Regions from separate parts of the Homo sapiens genome. Here region 1 is linked to region 2. Evidence: read pairs that join two places in POLR2A ChIA-PET (ENCODE). Cell type or tissue: OCI-LY7. All regions are shown on one strand. Links, peaks and the distances in the headings refer to the core of each region. The heading gives the core; the rest is flanking DNA.

Region 1 (9,021 bases), core at 445-8,444, 78 kb before region 2:
GCATTTATAGAAGAAATTCTTGAAAAGGCAAAAATTCAACTGTTAGAGACAATTATAGCACAATGGAGAGGCTTTAGAGCATATCTTAAAATAATTTAAATATATGCATTAAAAGCTACTCTTTCCGAAAAAAGTGATTACACTTATCTTGCACGTAGATGTATGGGTATGAAAACTAGGTTGCCCCTTGTTTATTGGGCTGAACTTGCTCCTTTTGATAATTACTAAAGTATGTCATTTATTTATATTCATTTTCTCTAATGATGTACAGCATATTCTCTGTGTTAGTATATCTCGCACCTAAACAAATTAAGCATGGGTGGGCACGGTGGCTCGCGTCTGTTAGCTCTTTGGGAGGCTAAGGTGGGCAGATCACTTGAGCCCACGAGTTTGAGACCAGCCTGGGCAACATGGCAAAACCTTGTCTCCACAAAAAATATAAAAATTAGACAGCTGTGGTGGTGCACACCTATAGTCCCAGACAGCTACTTGGGAGGTTGAACTGGATCACCTGAGTCTAGGGATGGTGAGGTTGCAGTGAGCTGTGATCACGCCACTCCTCTCTAGCCTGGACAATAAGAGTGAGACCCTGTCTCAAAAAAAAAAAAAAAAAAAAGTTAACCCCAAGCCATGAAGAAACCTTGGCCCATTATCTATTTTTTCCATTTCTTCATCACATTTGAGCTTTCATCATTGATGATAGCAGTCATTTTTCTGTTCTTTGGTTGCAAAACAATATACGATTTATGTGCTCCTTCAAGACTGATATAATATCTGACTGCCATTAACACCTACCTTTTCAAGAGCTGACCATCTGATCTATATATTATTTAAGTTCTTTCCTTTGTTTCTTGGGCTGCTCAACTTTAATGCAATTTATTTTCCTGTCTGTAATTTTAAAAAATTTCAGGCTGGGCCCTGTGGCTCACACCTTCTAATCCCAGCACTTTGGGAGACTGAAGTGGGAGGGCTGCTTGAGTCCAGGATGTTGAGGCTGCAGTGAGCCCTGATCGTGCCACTGCACTCCAGCCTGGGCAACAGAGTGAGACCCTATCTCAAAAAAATTAAAAAGAAGAAATTAGAGCATATAGAGAAGTAAAACAGAAATAATTAACACTGTGTGTAGATACCTTCCCTCCTGAATTCAACAAATGTTAACACTTTGCTATATTCATTTCACAACTTTTTAAAACAGAAATATGAATCTTAAATTCGGCTGGGGAAAAAAAAACAGAAATAAAAACTTTAGATAAATGAAAATTCCCTCAGCTGGAGCTCAGAACATCAGCCTCCATTCTGCACATCCATATCTTTCAGGACTGTTTCCTACATGTATAAACTACCCCACTACAACCCACGGTGATTCCTTTTTTCTCTAAGCCCTACCCACTTGATTATCTAATATAGGCAAATGTTTGTTTTGTTTTGTTTTTCTGTGAGAATGTCCTCTATCCTGCGCTTAAAGCGGACTATGAGTAGTTAGCACCCTGTATCACACCCAGCTCTATGCCCTAATTCTGTATTGGCTGTTTGCTGCCTTTGTCTTGAGACTTAAGGTGAAAACCATCTTAGCTGAGGTGAAGGGCAGTGAAAAGTATAGCACAGTACTGAATGAGAAGTGCATAGAAATATGAACTGATAAAAGAAACAATCTCTCCATAACTACACAAGCTTCAGTTAAATTAACAGCTGTAGCCTTAGTTTTACTAACGATTGTATTTGGACGTTAGTCTGTAAAAGAATTCACCTCCCATAGGAACAATGTTATAAGATGATTAAGTCTCCTCATTTCCCAGCCCTAAACTAGTAGGGGTGCTTTTAATGATCCAAGACTGGGATCTGGGAAGGTCAGGGAGGAGAAAGTGACAGAGATCAAGTTCAGAAGTCCTTGAATCCAGAGTTGATGAAGGGCTGGGAAGTGAAGCACAGGGGTTCTGGGAGTCTAAGAAGTCAAATGACACTTTGGGGATCATCAAACACTATGAAGTTTATCCTTTACTGTGCCTTTCTGCCTCACACTAACCCTTCCTATAACTTGTTACCTGCAGCTATGTACTCTTGCCTTTGCAGGTGGATGAGAAAGTGGGGGCTCCTTCCCTCAACTCAGCCTTGCATTGCTGGAATAAAAAGCCTGAGTTCCCAAAGGTAGATCTGCGGGCAGTCTCTGCAATGGGAGCAGTGCAAAGTGGAGAGGCAGGGAAAGAGCTTTATAAACTGAAGCTCTGGAAGTCAGAAACCTCTCACATTCAGCTTCTCTGATTACACAGCTCATCTTTCCTCCTCAACCAGACTGGATGTCCCACTATCAGAGACTATGAACACATAAAACTTGATTCAAATATTTTAGGAAATAACACTACACAAACAAATAATTCAAAAAATGTTAGACTTGAATTATCTTTAAGAGCCTGAGCAGTCCCTCTCCCTCTCTCATTGTTTACATTAGGAGAACACAGATGCTCAGCTAACATGGTTTGCCTAAGGTGAGAATTAAAGACAGAGCTGAGGCTTGAATTAAGAGTCTCCAGAAACCCAGTCTCAAAGACAGTGTCTTCCTCTATTAAATGTCCACCTCTGTACCCTTGTGCCAGGACCAGGGCTAAGCATGTAAGCATGAGGCACATACTCAATAAAAATGGGCCAACAGACTTTTCTACATGTAATCTGTGAGCTTTGAGGCACTATTCAAATATACCTTTTTTTTTTTTTACTAAGATAGTTAGCAAGCAAATATCTTCAAGCAGCTTTTAATCAAGCTTTTAGTACTGTATATTACCTTCCCTTCTCAAACTAACTTAAAATCACCTTAATTCCACACTCACTGCATCATACTCAAAAGCATAGCTAATTTTCTGGGTTTTTTAAATCTTTTTTTTTTGCCTCATGCTGTGCTAATTTAACCTCATCTTGGTAAACAAGAAAATGGTCCTAGTTTGACAGACTCTAGCTGCAGCAACTGCAGCTGGCCTATATGCAAACCAATTTTGTTCATTCTTTATCCTGGCAGGGAGCCCTGCCCTAGAATTGTTTTAGGGCTAATCAGCATTAAACCTGCGTCAGAAATGTTGCTGAAAGCAGCCCTAGAGCAAGACCACAGCAACAAAGCTCTTCAGGAAAGGGATGACAAATGCAGCAGCTATGTAAAAATCTATGGGAAGACTTTTGTTCATGAGAGTAAAAGTGGGGCCTAGCTTCTTTTCTGTGCTTTGGCACTTATCCTGTGGAAATGACTTCGAAAGGAGATACGGAAGACAAACGATGCACCAAATTTGCTCTATTTCTTTCTTTCTGGGTGCTTGGTGATTAGCCAAAAAATGTTACTAACTTCAGATGGTAGCAAATGGTAAAGAAATTAGATTTGCATCCTTTGCTACTCTCTGAACTTGAAAACACTGCATGACTTGTCTTTTTGAAAACACTGCATGACTTGTGAGTTAGCATGATTTTCTATAGGATGAACCTGAGGTACAAGAAACAGATGTGCATAATGACACCTTGAGTAGATATAAACAACTCTGTCTAAAAACTTTGTTAATGGATAAATTCCTTAACAACAAATGATTAAATATTGGAGTGGTTTTCTTTCTACTCATCTGCTGGATTCAGTCTGTACCTTTCAGTGTATCACATTCATTTTACATTAGAATTTGAATGTATTAGCAATCTAATACATTGTTAGTAACTTTCACAAGTACTCACAAAAGAAGGCCATTAGGCTTCCCTAAATGCCACCAGATCTGTGGGGCTCACACAGAAGTCAAAAAAGGACAGTCCATTTTTGTCTGATCACTGTAGTTCTTGAACATATGGTTGCTTTCTGTGTCTGCTCACTTAATTCTCATTAAATGACTAGTAAATCAGTAACTGCAACAGATAAGCATGCTTCAGAATTTTTTTATAACAGCTTTATTGAGCTATATTGCACATACCCTTACACTCACCCTTTTAAAGTATACAATTCAGTGATTTTAGTATATTTATAGAGTTGTGTGAGCATCACTACTATCTAATTTTAGAACATTTTCATCACCCCAAAAAGAAACCCTGCACCTCACCTTAGCAGAGAGACTTTTTGATATGGTAGCCATCCCTGTTTGCTAGGTGTGTTTGCTACCTGTTCAGGCATTTCTTGGCCTGTGTCAACTGGAACATGGCAAAAAAATTTTATAGTGTTTAGGCAATAAATGAAAACCCTCATAAAATGTGTTTCAAATAAGCTTTTTCTCTAGTCCAATCCTATCCATGTACCAGCTTGGAGACTTTCATTCTAAGAAATAATTTATTTGCAGAAGAGTTAATAAACACTATCCAACTTACAGATATCAAAATGAATTGTGATAACATCTACAAAAATCAGTTTCCTGCAGATATTCTGCGTTGAAGTTCTTACTAATCAACTATAGGGTGCTATAGAACTTTTTAACCTTGTTTCCAAAATATGGGAAGACAATTTTGCATTATTGCAGTTTCCAGGCACTTATAATGAATTAAAATGAAACAGCTGTTAATCATATGCAGCAAATCTCTAGCTAGTATAGAAGTTAGGCACACCTAGCATAGAAACTAGGCAGATAATGGAACTGAAATAAACTTAGTAAGCAAAGAAAGTTAATAGAAAGATAATGTGAACCATATATATAATTTAAATTTTTCTAGTAGCTACTTTTTTTTCTTTTTGAGAAAGAGTCTCACTCTGTCATCCAGGCTGGAGTACAGTGGTGTGATCTCAGCTCACTGCAACCTCCACCTCCTGGGTTCAAGCGATTCTCCTGCCTCAGCCTCCCGACTAGCTGGGACTACAGGTGTGTGCCACCATGCCCGGCTAATTTTTGGTATTTTTAATAGAGACAGGGTTTCACTGTGTTAGCCAGGATGGTCTCGATCTCCTGACCTCATGATCCACACACCTCGGCCTCCCAAAGTGCTGGGATTACAGGGGTAGCTACATTTTAAAAATAGTTAACAACAACAACAACAACAACAACAAAAACAGGAAAAATTCATCATGACAATAAATTTTACTTCTTGTATCCAAAATATTGCTCCAACATGTAATAAACATACAAAAATGTTAGTGAGATATTAAATCTTTGAAATCCAGTGAGTATTTTACATCTACAGCTCATTTCATTTTGAACTAGTCAAGTTTCAAATACTCAAGTCACATGTGGCTAAGTGGCTCCCATATCAAGCAGCACAGCCTTAGATCATTAAAGTTGGTCTTTTTTTTTTTTTTAATTTCATCATAAGGGATTGCCTGGCTATAAGGATGCCAAGGGAAATAATGCTAACTGAATAAAATAGGCGTCAAAAACAATAGAAAAGGTTATATCAATGTTATATATAGTAAGTTCAGAGATAAGGCATTAGAATTCCACTGTACATTCTGTGGGGTGTGCAGATATCAGACATTCACTTTAGTACAAAAAAACTTTTTTTTTTTTTTAATATTTAGAGACAGCGTCTCACTATGCTGCTCTGGCTGCACTCGAACTCCCGGGTTCAAGTGATCCACCTGCCTCAGCCTCCAGAGCAGCTTGGGAATACAGGCACACACCACTGCACCTGGCTATTCTACCAATACTTATTTTTGTAGACTGAACTGTACAGGGTTAAGTAAAATTATAATGAGAAAATTGCTGATTGTATTTCAATTAAATTTAAGAAACAGTTTCATTTTTGTTAGTCTGTCCTATACAAGATGCCTACATAAAACAGAAATGTGTGTGGGTTTTTTTAGTGGCTTTTCTACTCCTGTATATCTAGCGTCAACAAAGACCACCACCATCCATCCAAACCATTAAACCAAGGAATGATTCTTGCTTCCTCTTGCTTCCCCTAGCCATTTAAGTAACTGCCTGTAATGCTAAGTTCCGTTCCATCCCCATGCCTTAGTTTAGGTACACTTCATCTCTTGTCCAGACTACTTCAGTAGCCTCCTACCTGGCCTCCCTATCAACCAGACTCCATACTATTGCCAAAATCATCTTCTTAATATGCTAATCTGATCATTATAATCCCCTGCATAAAATCTTTCAGTGGCTCTTTATGACTGGATAAAAATTCCTTAGCTTGTAATACAAATTTATATTTGGCCCTTGGCTACCCTCTTCAATTCTATTTACTACCCTTCCTCTTCTCTCTCATGTTAGCTATAGTAAATTTGCTGTCATATCCTCACCCCTTTCTGCTTTTACAAATGTTTTCCCTCAGTTTAAGACATCCCCCACTCAATCCTTGCCCACTTAGCAAACATCTGCTCATGGTGCAGAGTTACATTCTCAGTGAAAATTTCCCCATCTCCCACTAGGGAGAGTTAGATAAACACCTCTAAACGCTGATTTACAGCATCTATCACATTGTGCAGTAGAAAAGGCTAAGCTGAGAGTCAATAACCTTTGGAAACTTCTTAGGAAAGCATGGCCATATCAGGAACTAAAATTTGCTGTACTCTGCAGTCCTAAATTCATGTACCTCCCTTTGAAAGCTGGGCTGATCCCAATTTCCTAGGTGAGGTAAATATCAAAGAGGTTCTAACTAGTTCAAAATTTTAAAACTATTAAAATTGCTATTATTATTTTGAGACAAGGTCTGGCTCTATTACCCTGGCTGAAGAGCAGTGGCACGATCTAGCTCACTGCAACCTCTGCCTCCTGGGCTCAAGCCATCCTCCCCAGTTCAGGCTCCCAAGTAGTTGGGACTACAGGCACACACCATCATGCCCGGCTAATTTTGTATTTTTTGTCGAGATGAGGTTTCACCACGTTACCCCGGCTGGTCTCGTTACTTGTGAGCTCAAGCGACACACCTGCCCTGGCCTCACCCTGGGACTACAGGTGAGCGACTGCACACGGCCTTTTTTAACCTTTAACTCTCCAATAACTTACTGCATTTGTTCAGTTCTTACCTGATCCCAGTAAAGTATCCATGACAAAAACATCTAAATACCTTTCCTTTTTTAGGCAGGAGGGAGTGGGGCTTATATGCAGGCTTTGACTTCCAGTTTTATTGAGGGTGGCTTCATCCCTTAGAACAACTTTTGTGTTGTTTTCAGACCTAGAGTGGGGCTGTGAAACTCCCAAGTCTTGGGTTATAGGGGACCAATATGGGAGATTCCCTGAGGATGTTAGCATTCCCAGAATAGGAGGGAAGGTGAGATAAATGTGCCTTTTTTTTTCCTTTTTTTTTTTTTTTAAAGAAAAAGCCTCATTCTGTCGCCCAGGCTGGAGTGCAGTGGCGTGATCTCGGCTCACTGCAGCCTCCGCCTCCCAGGTTCAAGCGATCATCCCACCCGAACCTCCCAAGAAACTGAGATTACCGGCATGCACCACCACACCTGCCTGGCTAATTTTTGTATTTTTAGTAGAGATGGGGGTTTGCCATGTTGGCCAGGCTGGTCTCAAACTCCTGGCCTCAAGTGATCCGCCTGCCTTGGCCTTCCAAAGTGTTGGGATTACAGGTGTGAGCCACCACACCTGGCCTATTCTTGCAATTCTGGAAGATTTAGGGGGCTGGCAGGAGACAAGACTGAGATTGTTTAGGCCATCCTGTTGCTGACACAATCCTGGCACTTAAGCGGGAATGCAGTGGCCTAAGTGTAAGGCAACATATCTCTCATACCATTTCACCAAAACAAAACAAAAAACACTTCTGAGTGAATGTCTGGCCATCTTATTAGCATCTTATTAATCTGTTTTGACATTATCCTAAAAATATGCTTTTCCTCAAAAAAAAAAAAGTCGTACAACACTGTGAATGTATTAAATGCCATTAAATTGTACACTTCAGAATGGTTAACTTTATGTTATATAAATTTTGCCCCAATTTTTAAAAATGAAAAAAAGAGTATATGACAAGAAAGATAACTACAGGATTACCAAAGCCATTATATTTTCCCTCATTTGTATGTACATGACACACTGGTTCTATAATGTTTCCCAAGAATAGATCTTGAATCCTAAGACTGCTGTGATGGGACTCTGAGAGAAGAGATTATAATGTCAGAATACTTAGCTCCTAGGATGTGATTAAGCTTATTTTGTTCATCACTAAAGTGGTATCATAGCATTCTTTCTACCATATTAAAGTAAATGAATCCTAATTAACATCTGTAATAGCTCAGTGGGCCTCTTTGTCTTTTAAGTGAAAACTACTGAGCCCTTTTTTTTTTTTTTTTTTTTTTAGATCATGTCATAGAAACATTGGTGGCACAATCCAAGTGGTGACGAATCAATTAATGCATGGAATAAAAAAAGAGCTGAAAAGACAGTAGTAAACATAGGGCTAATTTATGAATTGTATTTTTAATGAAATTACCTTTTATTAGGAAACTCTAAGAGGTCTATTTCTCTCCTTTTGAATTTGGGCTTGCCTTGTGACCAGCAGAATATGGCAGAAATGTCACTGTGACAGTCCTAGGTTCAGCCCTTAAGAGAGTCCTGGAAGCTCCTGTTGTTTCTATCTTAGAATTCATTTAAGAAGCCTGGTTGGGACGGGCACGGTGGCTCACACCTGTAATCCCAGCACTTTGGGAGGCTGAGGTGGGCAAATCACCTGAGGTCAGGAGTTCCAGACCAGCCTGGCCAACATGGTGAAACCCCATCTCTACCAAAAATACAAAAATTAGCCGGGCATGATGGCATGTGCCTGTAATCCCAGCTACTTGGGAGGCTGAGGGAGGAGAATCGCTTGAACCTGGAAGGCAGGGGTTGCAGTGACCTGAGACTGCACCATTGCACTCCAGCCTCGGCGACAGAGCCATGATACTCTGTGACATTTACAAAAGAAGGAATATCCTTGAAATTTAAGAAAAAATAAAAACCAAAAACAAAGAAAAAGAAAAAAAAAGAAATTTGAGCAAGGTAAGCTTAGGATAAGCAGAGGACAGTGTGACTTGACACATCAGCTTAGAGACCCAGTTTTCTATAGTCCTCTCTTAACTCCTATCATCTGAGAGCCCTACTCTCTTTTACTGATTCTCTCACCATTTCTCAGGCCTTTGTCCCTGTTCTCTTGCTCCCT
Region 2 (9,021 bases), core at 761-8,760:
GAAACCCTGTCTCTATTAAAAATACAAAAATTAGCCTGGCATGGTGGTGAGTGCCTGTAGTCCCAACTACTTGGGGGGCTGAGACAGAAGAATGGCTTGAACCCAAGAGGCAGAGGTTGCAGTGAGCCAAGATCGCACCACTGCACTCCAGCCTGGGCAACAGAGCAAAACTCCGTCTCAAACAAAACAAAACAAAACTTAGTCAAAAACTCAGAATTGTTCCCTTCCACGGAAATCTTTAGTAAAAGACAAAAGACGTATACGATCTGAAGAGAAACCAGAGTATGGACCTAATTGTGAACACTTTAATTACTCTTATGCAATATTGCTTTTCCTCACGTAGAAAGTACTGAAATGCATAACATTTCATTAGTAAGGAAGGAAGTGCCAGGTATCTGTTTCTCCTGTCTTCGGTGGTAACTTCTTACAGAATGTTTGTTAGATTCCAAGCGAATCAAACAAACACAGTAAAAAAACTGATTTACTGTTTGCACTAGCCAAGGCACGTCATTTTTTTTTTAAATTTGACCAGTAACTGATTTATGAGTTTGTAAGCCCCACATTAATATTTTTAAGGTGAAAAAAATTGAATCACCAACAAACAATGCATGCAATTAAAATATACTAATCTCATAAAAATAGAATTCCTAAAATCTTTCCTAAAGCTTTTAGGAAAATAGTCACACATTACAAAATTAAACACTAATTTGAAAATATCCGTATACTTTTTTAATTATCACTTCAGGATGACACTGTGTAAGTATATTCTGCATTAAGCTACAATGAAACGAAGTTGAAAGGATACTCAAGAATTAGCTATGTATCATTATATGCAGATTGTCCTCTGAAATAATGACAGAGAAGTAAATTAGCTCAGTGAACAAAAATCTGAGCAATGATCTGCTGTCTCCAAAGGACTTACTGGTAAAGCCTCAAATGGACGGCATGGCATGCTTGGGATAGCTGAGTCCTGCCACGGTCTGCGGAAGTGGAGGAATGAGAGATTGATAGCACTGCTAAGCTGGTGGCACATGGTGACTCTGACTACCAGTAAAATGTGGTCCAATGAATGTTTTGGGCTCTAAATAGTTACATTAGCAATCAATCCCTTCTTTCTTGGTTGTTTATATGTGGCTGGAGTGTGGTGGTGAAGAACGGTGTTGACAAGGATTGTCATAGCATCAAAAGAGAAAAATAACCTCTCCTCTCCTTAACACGACTTAAATATTTTGGAGAGTCCATTCTCCTCATCGTATTTGCTACTTCTCGATCCCTTACAGCCCTCTTTTTTGGGGGGGTGGCGGGTCACTCACCCAGGCTGGAGGGCAGTGGCACAATCTCGACTCACTGCAGCCTCCACCTCCCTGGCTCAAGCAATCCTCCCACCTCAGCCTCCCAAAGAGCTGGGACCACCCACAGGCATGTGCAATCACACCCAGCTAGTTTTTTGTATTTTTGGTAGAGACAGGGTTTCACCCTGTTGCCCAGGCGGGTCTCAAACCCCTGGGCTCAAACGATCCACCTGCTTCAGTCTCCCAAAGTGCTGGGATTACAGGTTTGAGCCACCTTAGAACCCTCTTTTACCCCTTGTTGTTGTTAACCACTTTTTACTAGCTAACAATTATAATAAATTTTCGTGTTCAAATTACTGGTTTCTATCTCCTGACTAATCCATAAGCCAAATGTCCATCACCAGATGAATGGAGAATTAAATTGGTATCCTCATACAAGGGAACACTACTTAGTAGTAAAGAGGAATGAACCACTGATACATGCCACAAGGTGCATGGCTGTCAAAAATATGCTAAGCAAAAGATGCCAGGCACAGAGGAGTCCATAGTGTATCCCTCTACTCATATGAAATTCTAGACTGGGCAGGAAGCAGATCAGTGGTTGCCTGGGGCCAGAGGTGATGTGGTGGGAAATTGACTGCAAAAGGGCAGGAGGGAGCTTTCCGGAGCAATGGGAAAATGTTGTACCTTGATTGTGGTAGTGCTTTCACAGACAGATATATTTGTCAAAACCCAATGTACTCTTACAGCAAATACATTTTTTTTTTTTTGAGATGGAGTCTCACTCTGTCACCCAGGTAGGAGTGTAGTGGCTCAATCTCGGCTCACTGCAACCTTTGCCTCCCGGGTTCAAGCAATTCTCCTGCCTCAGCCTCCTGAGTAGCTGGGATTACAGGTGCACGCCACCACACCCGGCTAATTTTTGTATTTTTAGTAGAGACAGGGTTTCACCGTATTGGTCAGGCTGGTCTCGAACTCCTGACCTTAGGTGATCTGTCCGCCTCAGCCTCCCAAAGTGCTGGGATTACAGGCGTGAGCCACCGCGCCTGGCTAGCAAATACATTTTAATATATATAAATTGTACCTCTTAGCTGGGCATGGTGACGTATGCCTTTGGTCCCAGCTACTTAGGAGGCTGAGATGGGAAGATCGCTTGAACCCAGGAGATGGAGGTTTTGATGAGCTGAGATTGTGCCACTGCACTCCAGCCTGGGCAACAGAGCAAGACCCTGTCAAACAAACAAACAAATAAATAAATAAATAAATAAATAAAATTGTACTCACAAATCTATTTACAAACAAAAAAGAGCCAAAAGATTTATGTCCAGTTTTTATTGCATCCTACTCATTTTCAAAAACTTTTGTAAAGTTTCAAAACTTTACATTTCCTAAAATTCTACTCATTTTGGTTGATTGACAAGGACTGATCCAAATTCTTACAAAAATTTTATTCAATTTTGGTTTTTTTTCAACCAGTATGTTTTGGGGTGGTTTGGTGTGCTGATAAAGGGGACAACCTCCAGACTCTCACTACCTGGGTTCAAATCTCACTTCTTTTAGTATCTATAAGACAATCTGCTTAATGTTACTCTAGCTTTAATTTCCTTATTTGTCCAGTGCAGATCAAAATTAAGTTATTGTGAAGTTTGAAGGAGATAATACATGTAGAGTGCTTAGCACAGTCCCTAGAACATAGAAAGTATTCAATATATGTAACTCATTGTTTCTGTGTGCCAGACACTGAGCTAGACATTTTAACATACTCTATCTCATTATTTTGATTTTTTTTTTTTTGAGACAGTTTCTCTCTCTCTGTTGCTCAGGCTGGAGTGCAGTGGTGTGATTTTCTTTTTTTGGAAGGCAGTTTTATAATTTTATTTGATATATTCGACAATCAGTGGTTAGTTCTCATCCACATTGACTGTCTGTAGATTTTTGAAAGCATAGGGATGCCATATGGGACATTCCTTAATCCTTTGGTCAAGACAGCTTTGTTAAGCCTGGTATCAGTGTGCACATCCGTAGTTCCCATGTCCTTGATGGCAAATTTCCAGATCTCGCTGAGTGCCCGAGGGGCACTCTTCTTGAAACCAACTCCATGAATGCGCTTGTGAATGTTGATGGTATATTCTCTGGTCACCAGCTCACTGATGGCAGAACTGTAATTCTTCTCACCACCCTTCTTTGCGGGAGGCATTCTGAGGGGCCCAAGTTGGAAAGGAAGAGTGCGAGGGATTGTGGGCGAAGTGCAGTGGTGTGATTATAGCTCACTGCAGCCTCCATCTTCCAGGCTCAAGTGATCCTCTCATCTCAGCCTCCCTAGGAGCTGCAGCTACAGGCACATGCCACCATGCCCAGCTAATTCTTTATTTATTTTATTTTATTTTTTGAGTCAAGGTCTCACTGTGCCACCCAGGCTGGAGTGCAGTGGCATGATCAAGGCTCACTGCAGCCTCCACCTCCTGGGTGCAAATGATCCTCCCACCTCTCAGCTCCCTGAGTACCGGGACCACAGGCACAAGCTATCATGCCCGGCTAATGTTTGTATTTTTTGTAGAGCTGGGGTTTCACCATGTTAGCCAGGCTGGTCTCCTAGCCTCAAGTGCTATGCCCGCCTCAGCCTCCCAAAGTGCTGGGATTACAGGTGTGAGCCACCCCGCCTGGCCAACTTTTTATTTTTATTTTTAATAGAGATAGGGTATCCTTACATTGCCCAGGTGTGCAATGTAAGTCTCGAACTCCTAAACTCAAATGATCCTCCTGCCTTGGCCTCCCAAAGTGGGCATGAGCCACCACGCCCAGTCATGAAAATCAGTCCAAGAGGTCTAGCACTTCTTGCGTAGCACTTCAGAATACAATAGGTCATGATCACTTTAATCAGATAGGGCCAATGGAGATATGCAGACCCTAGTTCCAGGCCCACTCAATGAGACATGATAAATACTGAGAGGGGTATAGGGGGGTTGGGGTCACTGAGCCTGTGCTGTGTTGACAAGAGAAGTTCAATGTGGCAGTCAAACTTAGCATCCAAAGTGGGCCACCATCTCTAGATGGCGTCTACACGGTCAGCAAAAGGGGCCGTAAGATTTAGTTGTTGCAAATGGTGACAGAAAGGAGCATCCAAGGCATCTGGCATTCGGAAATCCAGGCAAGCAAGGTGGCGGGGGTGGGGGGGTGGTGGCTCACACCTGTAATCCCAGCACTTTGGGAGGCCGAGGCAGGTGGAACAGCTGAGGTCAGGAGTTCAAGACCAGCCTGGCCAACATGGCGAGACCCTGTCTCTACTAAAAATACAAAATTAGCCAGGCGTGGTGGCGCACACCTATAATCCCAGCTACTTGGAAGGCTGAGGTAGGAGAATCGCCGGAACCCAGGCAGGTGAAGGTTGCAGTGAGCCGAGATTGCACCACTGTGCTCCAGCCTGGGAGACAGAGTGAGACTTTGTCTCCAAAAAGTAAAATAATATAATATAAAATTCCAGGCAAGCAGCTTCAGGAAGTCTATCATGGAATCACAGGTTCTCTCCAGTTGTAATAAGAAGTCAAGAGGATATAGTGGGTTGAATTGTGTCCCCAAAAAGGTGTGTCCAAGTCCTAATCCCTATACCTGTGAATGTGATCTTATTCAGAAATAAAATATTTGCAGATGTAATTGAGGATCTCATCTTGAGATCCTTAATGCAGTGCAATTATAGCTGAGTGGGCCCTAAACCCAATGACTGGTGTCCTTATAAGAAAAGGGAGATTTGAGATATTGAGACACACATAGGCGAAGATCATGTGAAGACAGAGACAGAGCTTGGAATGTTGTTGCCACAAGCTAAGGAGTGCCAAGCATTGCCAGCAGACACCAGAAGCTAGGAGAGAGGGATGGAATGGATTCTCCCTGGGGGTCCCCCAGAAGGAATCAGCCCTCCTGACACCTTGGTTTTAGCCTTGTGGCATCTAAAACTGTGAGAAAATTAACTTCTGTTATTTAAACCACCAAGTTTGTGGTAATTGGTTGCAGCAGCCCTAGGAAATTAATGTAGAGGGGAACCTGCAAGGGCCCAGCCTGAAAAAGGAACTAGAGACCTAGGTAGGTTACCAGAGCGGAACCCAAGATACTAGGACCGAGGGCTCCTGGAGAGAGACACTTGCATATAAGGCAGAAGCTAAATTCTAAGGACCTACGTACAATGACAAAGTCTAAATACAAAAGACGGTGACAGGACTTGGTAGAAGGTCCAAGCAGAACCCATTTGTAGCAGAAAATGGGGCAGGGATAGGCCTGAAAATCCACATCAAGTGTCCTCATCTATGGGAAGGAAAAGCTCTAAATAGACCAGAAACTGAAACAGGGTAGTGGTGTTGTTGTTGTTGTTGTTGTTGTTTTGTTGTTGTTGTTGTTTTAAAAGCAGAGACAAAGTCTCGCTATATTGCCCAGGCTGGTCTCAAACTCATGGGCTCAAGCAATCCTACCACCTCAGCCTCCCAAAGTGCTGGGATTACAGGCATGAGCCACTATACCCAGCAGGATTTGGGTTTTAAAAGGTCAATCAACAACTTCATCTTTCTTCCCTAAGATTGGAACCAATTGAGAAATAAGATATAGGATGCCAACAGATGGAGAACAGTTTCTATTATTAAATGTAGCCTCTGTTAATGCTAAAGCCGGCTGGGCACGGTGGCTCACACCTGTAATCCCAGCACTTTGGGAGGCTGAGGTGGGCAGATCACCTGAAGTCAGGAGTTCAAGACCAGACTGGCCAACATGGCAAAACCCCATCTCTACTGAAAATACAAAAATTAGCCAGGTGCAATGGCGCACACCTGTAATCCCAGCTACTCGGGAGGCTGAGGCAGAAGAATCACTTGAACCTGGGAAGCGGAGGTTGTGGTGAGTGCAGATAGCACCACTGCACTCCAGCCTGGGTGACAGAGTGGACTCTGTCTTTAAAAAAAAAAAAAAAAAAAAAAAAAAAGGTAAAGCTGATCTGAAGAAAGAGCAGGTCTGTGGCAGAGATTTGCTACATTACTTTCCATCCCTTCAATCTTTTCTTCCCGCTGACCAAACCCTGGCTCAGGCCACCGAAGGGGATATTTGAATCTGTAGAGCATCTACATTTAGTTCAGTATTGCTGTCCCATGTAAGCCCCAGGTGGGAAGGAAATAGAAGACTCTCCAATGCTTGCTAACTTTAATTAGATTAGCGCCATCCAATGGAGAAATGAAGACCATGAACTACTTTGCAAACCTAGCAGGCAGGGGAGGGGTGAAGTGGGGGCCAACAGTGTTACTGTAGTAGAAGTTCCTCTACATGGAAACGTGAGGCAAGAGGAAAGGAAGTTCCTCCCTAATAGGTGGCTGTTTAATCAGAATCCATCCCCTCCTCCTTCGTTGTGTAGTGTTCATGTCCTTCACATGGTATTGGGTTTACACCTAGCTCTAGGATGTCTTTGTGAACCTATATTCCTTTTAAGAGTTACTGACTCAGGGATGAACAGTTATCCTAAGCTGGCCTAATTAGGATGAGGTTCAGAACTTTTGTTTGATAGTTGGAGAAAGGAACATCCTCTTCTTACCTTGGGTGTAAATATGATATATACCGTCCCAAAATTACCAGTAGCCTTACAAGGAAAGCCAGGCCAAGGATGAAGCCAATATACAGAATGGAGCAGAGCCAAGAATATCACTGAAAAGTAGACTATATTATAAACTCTGGCTCAAATCATACAGGAAGCCTACTCAATATCTGGAATTTGTCAGTTAATGTGAGCCAATGAATTCCTTTTATTGTTTCAGCCAGTTTGAGTTATTTTCTTTAACTTTCAACTGAATGTTTACTCTCAAAATAAGGGGAATAGTCTCTAAGATCCCGTCCAGTTAAAAAAAAAAAAAAACCTTATGAATCTAAAAGGAGGCCAGGCGCGGTGGCTCACACCTGCAATCCTAGCACTTTGGAAGGCCGAGGTGGGCAGATCACGAGGTCAGGAGATCGAGACCATCCTGGCTAACACGGTGAAACCCCGTCTCTACTAAAAATGCAAAAAATTAGCCGGGCGTAGTGGCGCATGCCTGTAGTCCCAGCTACTCGGGAGGCTGAGGCAGGAGAATGGCATGAACCTGGGAGGCGGAGCTTCCAGTGAGCTGAGATCGCGCCACTGCACTCCAGCCTGGGCGACTAAGCGAGACTCCGCCTCCAAAAAAAAAAAAAAAAAAACTGAAAGGAAAGAAATATAATTCCATATTCTAGAAAAAGCCCCAGAACTAGCTCTTCTTTCTTCTTTTCTTTTTTTTGGGGGGACGGAGGCTCGGTCTGTTGTCCAGGCTGGAGTGCAGTGGCGCGATCTCGGCTCACTGCAAGTTCTGCCTCCCGAGTTCACGCCATTCTCCTGCCTCAGCCTTCTGAGTTGCTGGGACTACAGGCGCCCGCCACCAGGCGCGGCTAATTTTTTTTTTTTTTTTTTTTTTTTTTTGTATTTTCAGTACAGACGGGGTTTCACCGTATTAGCCAGGATGGTCTCAATCTTCTAACCTCGTGATCTGCCCACCTCGGCCTCGCAAAGCGCTGGGATTACAGGCGTGAGCCTCCGCGACCGGCCAGAACTAGCTCTTCTTAAGGATGTGACAGTGATCTGCACTAGAGCTTCAGGCAGCTAAGGTAGGCTTTCCTGGAAATCAGCCCATAAGATGAGAAAGAAATCTTTTTTTTTTTTTTTTGAGAAGGAGAGTCTCGCTGTGTCACCCAGGCTGGAGTGCAGTGGCGCAATCTCGGCTCACTGCAACCTCTGCCTCCCGGGTTCAAGCGATTCTCCTGCCTCAGCCTCCTGAGCAGCTGGGATTACAGGCGTGTGCCACCACGCCCAGCTAATTTTCGTGTTTTTAATAGAGACGAGGTTTCACCATCTTGGCCAGGCTGGTCTTGAACTCCTGACTTTGTGATCTAACCACCTCGGCCTCCCAAAGTGCTGGGATTACAGGCATGAGCCACTGCGCCTGGCCCAAGATGAGGAAGAAATTTTAGCAGCCTTCTGCAGAAGGTATTTTCCTGGGTTGGCTGGGTTCCTTCCATCAAACCAAAATCAAGAGTATATGAGTAGAAATTAAAATGCAGATTTTCTATCAAAAGTTAGAATACTCATACCCTCTGATTCATCAATTCTGCATCTCAGACTTTCTCCTACAGAAATATGCAAGTAAAGAATATGTGTACAACGTCCCCTGAAACATTGCTCATTATATTTAAAAGTGGAAACAATCTTATTCCTACCAATAGGAAATAGGAAGCAGTTAGCTGGGTGTGGTGGCTCACATCTGTAATCCCAGCACTCTGGGAGGCAGGAGGTTCCTTTGAGCCTAGGAGTTCAAGACCAGTCTGGGCAACATGATGGAACTCTGCCTATATTAAAAATAAAAAGTAAAAAATATAAAAAAAAATTTTAAATAAAAATAAAAAAGACAAAAAATGAAGTGGTTAAATAGATTCTGGTATATCTGATACAATGCATGCTAAGAATGAGGTTACACTGATGGAAAAAATATCTAATATATGGCTGAATATAAAAGGCAAGAAAAGACAGCTGGGTGTGGTGGCTCACACCCATAATCCCAACACTTTGGGAGGCTGAGGTGGGCGGATCACTTGAGGTCAGGAGTTCAAGACCAGCCTGGCCAATATGGTGAAACCTCGTCTCTATTAAAATTACAAAAAATTAGCCAGGCTTGGTGGTGCGCACTTATAGTCCCAG

The links. Peaks named below come from ENCODE experiments on the same cell type or tissue, not always from the same donor. Only the 100,000 strongest peaks of a DNase experiment are listed, where the experiment ranks them.
Region 1: POLR2A ChIA-PET joins it to region 2 with 14 read pairs; 15 of 35 experiments call an interaction of 5 or more read pairs at or near these places.

The regions. Positions count from the first base shown.
Region 1 is chr12:31,515,882-31,524,902 of GRCh38, forward strand. The region is part of intron 1 of DENND5B (DENN domain containing 5B); the gene reads right to left. Among named protein-coding and RNA genes, the nearest start is that of DENND5B-AS1, 70 kb to the right of the region's middle. RefSeq lists enhancers at 2,599-3,136, 3,137-3,673 and a silencer at 2,874-3,168. In OCI-LY7, for the core only: no CTCF peak of the experiment used is centred there; a DNase peak (open chromatin) is centred at 3,010; H3K27ac peaks cover 981 bases.
Region 2 is chr12:31,593,921-31,602,941 of GRCh38, forward strand. DENND5B-AS1 (DENND5B antisense RNA 1) reads left to right here. Exons shown (of 3, transcript NR_046909.1): 2 at 7,760-7,934. It also overlaps the pseudogene RNU5F-4P and the pseudogene RPL31P50. Among named protein-coding and RNA genes, the nearest start is that of DENND5B, 7.3 kb to the left of the region's middle. In OCI-LY7, for the core only: a CTCF peak has its summit at 6,500; DNase peaks (open chromatin) are centred at 5,371 and 6,501; H3K4me3 peaks cover 951 bases; H3K27ac peaks cover 2,570 bases.